Regions from separate parts of the Homo sapiens genome. Here region 1 is linked to region 2. A link is an interaction called in ENCODE POLR2A ChIA-PET data of the cell type or tissue named here. Cell type or tissue: HepG2. All regions are shown on one strand. Links, peaks and the distances in the headings refer to the core of each region. The heading gives the core; the rest is flanking DNA.

Evidence for each region. ChIA-PET counts read pairs that join two places held together with the same protein. Peaks named below come from ENCODE experiments on the same cell type or tissue, not always from the same donor. Only the 100,000 strongest peaks of a DNase experiment are listed, where the experiment ranks them.
Region 1: POLR2A ChIA-PET joins it to region 2 with 7 read pairs; 1 of 35 experiments calls an interaction of 5 or more read pairs at or near these places.

What each region holds. Positions count from the first base shown.
Region 1 is chr20:22,522,670-22,525,579 of GRCh38, reverse strand. It overlaps LOC105372564 (a long non-coding RNA gene), which reads left to right and starts at 1,390. Exons shown (of 3, transcript XR_937341.3): 1 at 1,390-2,232. In HepG2, for the core only: no CTCF peak of the experiment used is centred there; DNase peaks (open chromatin) are centred at 379, 1,319 and 1,729; H3K4me3 peaks cover 1,632 bases.
Region 2 is chr20:23,627,485-23,630,394 of GRCh38, reverse strand. It overlaps a transcript of CST3 not described here. Among named protein-coding and RNA genes, the nearest start is that of CST3, 9.0 kb to the left of the region's middle. In HepG2, for the core only: no CTCF peak of the experiment used is centred there; DNase peaks (open chromatin) are centred at 254, 654 and 1,174.

The DNA of each region.
Region 1 (2,910 bases), core at 93-2,592, 1.1 Mb after region 2:
ACCTGGTTAGTTTTTAAATTTATTGTAGAGATGAGATCTCTCTATGTTGCCTAGGCTGGTCTCAAACTTCTGGGTTCAAGTGATCCTCCTGCCTCAGCCTCCCAAATAGCTGGGATTAGAGCAGGGAGCCACTGTACCCAGCCTCCTCCTTTCCATTCTTCAGTCTCCAGAATTGCAGTTGTTCAACATGAAGAATAAAGAGTGAGTGCTGGAAAACCATTGGAAGTACCTTTATGATGGGGCCATCTGCTTGTATCTGCCCTTTGGAAAAATCAATGATTTTGATTTTTGGGCAGTTATTTAAGCCTGAAAATATTCATTAGAACACCACAGGGGAACAAAGTCCACCCTTCCAGCCCTCATCGATTTCTCTGAAGTTGGTTAGATGTCACAATTTCTCCAAACAGACTCAGGGAAGTTGACCCAGAGAACAGCACCCAGGACCTTGTGCAGCCAGCAGTGCACGGCTGCAAGAGAGATAGCTATTCGAAGCAGAGGCTTTCTTTTTTTTTATTTTTTATTTTTTAAAGACAACATGATTCTTCCCAGAAAAAAATATAAATCCTACAATGACACCCATTGGGCTGGTGGAAATTCAGTAGAGACAGTTTCATAATTTGGAACTTCGTAACTTGTGGCTTAATATATTGCCCCAAGATAAATTATGGAAAAGCTCCATGTATGGGATTGGTTATAAAATCCACTGCCAAACTGTCTTTCTCCTGGGGCTGGTGGGCTAAGAACCATAGCCAGGTCTCACAGATTAGAGAGCCCCCAGGGAGTGAACCTGGAATGCTGGTGACTCAAGAGAACTTGTAGGCCTACAAAAGTCCAGTGCCTCCCCAGAGAGCTGGGTGTAATTTTTCTCCTTGTTGGGAAGATCCGGGGCTCCTTGGGTGCCAGTCTAGCTATCTTTGTACTGACTAGCTAAGCTCTTTCTGTCAGCCAATAGCGTCAACTTAATTTTCATCATGTCATTATTTCCGTGGCCCAGACATGCCAATGGGACATCAAAATTATTTTGATAAGAACTTTACTTCGTCACTTAGGATTACAGCAAATTACACAATCGCTTTCCTTTCCCCAAGGAATCTCTGGCAGAAGAGAATAAAACCATGTAATCCAAGGCAAGGGGGAAGGGAACTAACTTTTATTGCATTTCTCCTAAATCCAGGTGCTTTACATAGATTATCTCAGATAAGTTAATCCTAGGCAACAACCCTATGAGGATTGTCATTTAACAAACAAAGAAAGGGAGATTTAGGGAGGTTGGGAAGGTTACCCAAGACCTCAGGACCAGAGCTGAAAAGCAGGCAGATGTGGGGCCAAAGTCCAGAATGTTTTCATTGACAAAGCACCAGCTAAAACACAGAATACCAATGACTCTTAGACTCATTCCCGGGCCTCCGGCTGACCACGGGAAAGGGGATCTTCAGGAGCGGGTGTCTCATGGCTGGGAAGAGGACGGCACAGGAGGGCTGGGGAACCCGAATTGCAGCCTGAATGGCCAGTGTCCTTTCTCCAGAATGCAGTTCTCCCTTGCTCAGAAGAAATGAGTCTGCCAGTGGGTACAACATGAGATGATACTTCCACCCCCATTGGTGACAGCCCTCACCTAGCTATCAAGGTATGCAGGGCTGACTTTTCACCTTCAGCCTGCTCCAGGGAAGGGCCAGATGGCATTCAGGCTGATTCTGTGCTTCTGGCTGACTAATCTCTCCAGGTACAAGAGTAAACATGGAACGTGGGGACACCATATGTCCCTGACTCATAGAGCTTGCAGGAATCACCGTCATTCTACGTGGCATCTGCTTTCCTCGGCCGAGGTGGGAGGTGGGTCAATGTAGCGGAGGAAACGTGTCTTAAAGTACAAGGCAGAGTGAACTGAAACATAAAGAGAAGTGTGCACCTGGTAGTTGTATCCTAAATGACATTTATTTTCCAAATGTGCTTTGTTTTGCTAGACAGTGTTCGACTTCCTTCACTCCTTCCAGGGGCCAGCATGTGGCTGGCCACTGTCCACCCTCAGGGGTTGTGAACTGAATTAAAGGGTTGCGTCCTTCATCCATTTTCTTTGCTGAACTGTCTTGAATTTTACCCTAAGTTCAAAATGAAGCAGACCATAGCTGAGTTTAAAGGAGATCCGATTGACATTGGGAAGTGGCACCCAATAAGATGGCTGTTTCTTCCGCCTGCTCCAGGGCTCGCCAACAGGAGAACTGAAAGCTGAAGGTGAGATTAGGGTGTAGGGTCAGCTGCTTGGGGCTGGGATTGCTGGCAAACTCTGAGGGCGGGCAGTGAGCGCTCATTAGGAGCACATGGCTCATGAAGCTTCTAGCACCTGTTCCTGAGTCAACCAGAGTAACGAAGAGGATGAAGTAGCCAAGTCCGGATTCTTAAGCATAGAATCAGAGAAGTAAGTGAAGCAGATGCAGTAAGTGAAGCACAGAGGGGTGATATAACCCACCTAGGACTACACACTTGTGGAAGGTCCAAGTGGAACCAGAGACCAGGGCCTCTCCAAGATCCAAGGCTTTTCTAGAAAGAAAGACTCCACTGGGCCCTCTAGCATTTCTGAGTCACTCTGAGCCACATGCCATGGGACCCCAGGAGTGAACGGCCTGCATTTCATAGGGTTAGGGTCATCGCCTGCACTTTGCAACCAGAGCCTTAGGAAGGTTAAGAATGACCCAGGGTTGAGAAAACAGTGAAAGGCATTCTAAACCACATCTTCTCCACTGTCAAGAGCCTTATCGCATCTGTGACAGTTTCCCATTTCCTATCCCATCCTACCTTGACATATTTGTGAGATGGGTCTTGTTCACCACTGCACAGATATGGAAGTTGAGATCCTGAAAGATCAAATGACCCATCCCAGGGCACACTGTCAACTGCATGGAGAGGATATTA
Region 2 (2,910 bases), core at 178-2,677:
CAAGTGGGTCACTTCCAAATCCTGTCACCTGAGGCTTATGGGGTCGAGTCAGATGTGCTCAGGCCACTGTGACATCAGCTGGGGCTCTGGCTCCCTTGAGACCAGGTCAGGCTCATCTGAACTCTAGTCTCAAGCTTGGCTGTACATGGCGTCACTGGGGAGCCTGGCTGCACATGGCAATCCCATGATCCCAGTCGGAAAAGTTGATCGTGTTCTGGGATGGGACGTGGACATTGGATGTTTAAATACTCCTCCCATTGCTTCCCCAAGGAACCACTGGACTATAACTCAATTAGAGTCCTGGTCAAAGTCCAGTTGCTCCTAAAACATCTGCAAATTGCAGCAGGTAAAGATAGTCTCATGGTCACATCTGCCTGTGGACACACTTTCCGTGCCAGGTATCTCTGCAAACGTGTAGCCCTTGATTTCCAGTAAATGAAACTCAACAAAGCAAAAGCAAACGGAAATTCCTTCCACCAAAGCTTTGTTTGGGGCAATGAAATTTGTCGGTGATTTCAGGAAATCACCTCCTGCCCTGTGGAACAGTAACCCCCACTTCCTCAAACCCAGCACTGGGTATTTCTGTCCTTGAAATGCCCTTGGCTTCCCTCCCAAAGGTAGTTGCCACTTGACCTTCACATTCCACCCCCTCCCCCCCCCACCAGTCACTGGCCTGATTGTTCCCCTGCCTGCTCTTCGCCGTGGCATTCCCCATCTGTCCACGCATCCTCTCCACTGAGTCCCTCAGCAAGTCCAAAGGCTCCTTTGTGGGGTAGAACCACTCAGCTCTTTGTAGACTTCCCCACACCCATCAAGGTGCTTATAAACCAAAGGCCTTCCTAGTGAACAGGACCACCTTCTTTGTGAGGGACTTGAGATCACTAATAGCAACAGTTATTTATTTATCTATTTATTTTACCCAAATCCAGGACCCTGATGAAAAGACTGAGGAAAATGCTGCCTTTCCTGAATGGCTACCAGGCAGGGAATGATGCTGGGAAGTGTTTACCCCACAGGCTCTGTGCCTTCTCTGACTGGGCAGCTCATGCTGTATGCATGGAGGCATCATTACCAAACACACCTCTGAGGCCAGCGGCCAGCGTCTGACTCACAAGCCATGACTGCCCCACCTTCTTACAACAACAATAGCAGTTTCCCCGTGAGGATTCACCCCTCCTCCCCTCTCACTCCGCCTTTTTCCAGGGAAGCTGACTCTACCCTTTGGACCACAGCTTGGAGCACTTGACCCTGGCTAAGCTGGTCAGGGCAGCGGGTCTCCCTCCCCTGAAGCCTCATGATTGGCATGAGGACAACACGTGACCTATGTGTGGCTGCCCAGGACCCACATAGGCTTAACGGTGGGATTTTGTTTGACTGTGTGATAAGTGGGTTCTTCCTTCCCTGCTGAGTGTGAAGATAAAAAAGACTTGAGGTCTGGGGCCCACTTGGAGCCTGTTTGAGAATGAAGCCAAGTTATGGGAAGCAACAAAACTGAAGAGACAGCAAGGAAACCAGGCCTGGTGGTGCACTCCCAGCTATTCTGGAGGCTGACGCGGGAGGACTGCGTGAGCTCAGCAGTTTGAGGCTGCAATGAGCCATGATTTCACTACTGAACTCCAGCCTGGGCAAAAGAGCGAGACCCTGTGTCTCAGAAAAAGAGAGAGAGAAACAGAGAGCAAGGAGCAGGTGGGTTATAATGGAGTCCCTGCACCAAGCAGAGCCTGATGCCCGCCCTTGCTCTGAACTTCCTAGTTATGTGAACCAACCACCAGGCCAGTTGGGTTGGGTTTCCAGCCCTGTGCTCTTGTCTGTCCTCACTGACAGACAAAAATAACTCATCAGTCGGTTCTCAGACCCACAGTCCCATGACATTTCTTGACTGTTTCAGAAGTAATGCCTCAAGGACCAGCTTGCAGAAAGTGGAGGACCTGCCCCCTGGACCTTACAAGTAGCAGGCCACTCTTAAAAATGCAAGGACCACAGATGTCACCATGACTGAAAAATAGAGGCTGGCCCTGCCTCTGAAGATGCTGCAATGGACTTGTGTTCAAGGAGAAATTGGCTGTAACTTCCCTTATTGAGATATAATCGGGCTCATCGTTAAGCTGTGGTCAGCCAGAAGTGTAGCTGTGCCCCTGGGATTGAAATCAGCAATCAATCTGGACATCCTTTTTCTATCTTCATGAGGCACCTCCCCAGTACCAACCAAATTTCTTGGGGATCCCCCGGGACTTCTCATAAATGGAATTGATTTGAACTCAGGAAACCCTCAAATAGGCCAGAACAACTCACTAATTAAATTCATCCCCTCCCAAAAACAAAAACAAAAACAAAAAAAAACAACACACATGATAGGAAAAAAATTTTGCAAATTATATATCTGATATAGAACTTGTATTCAGAACATATAATGAACTCTTACAACTCAATAAGACTGGTAACCCAATTAAAAATTCTTTTTAAAAAAACCAATTTAAAAATAAAGGCAAATAACCTAATTTTTATATAACTCAAAGTTTTTAAAGAAACAAACCAATTTAAAAGTTCCAAAGGATTTGAATAAACGTTTTTCCAAAGAAGATATGTAAATAGCCAATAAACGCATAAAAACGTGCATAACACCATTAGCTATTAGGAAAAGGCAAATCAAAACCACAGTAAAAAGCAGCTTCAAAGCCACTACATGGTTGTGGTCAAAGAGACCACAAATAACAAATTGGAATCTTTATACATAGCTGGTGGGAATGTAAAATGGTGCAGCTGCTTTGGAAAACAGTTTCACAAGTTTTCAAAAGGTTAGACCTACCATATAACCTAGCAACTCTACTCATATTTATATGTCAGCTACAAATAAAAACATTAAGTTCACCAAAATATTTACACATGAAAGTTCATAGCATCATTATTAAA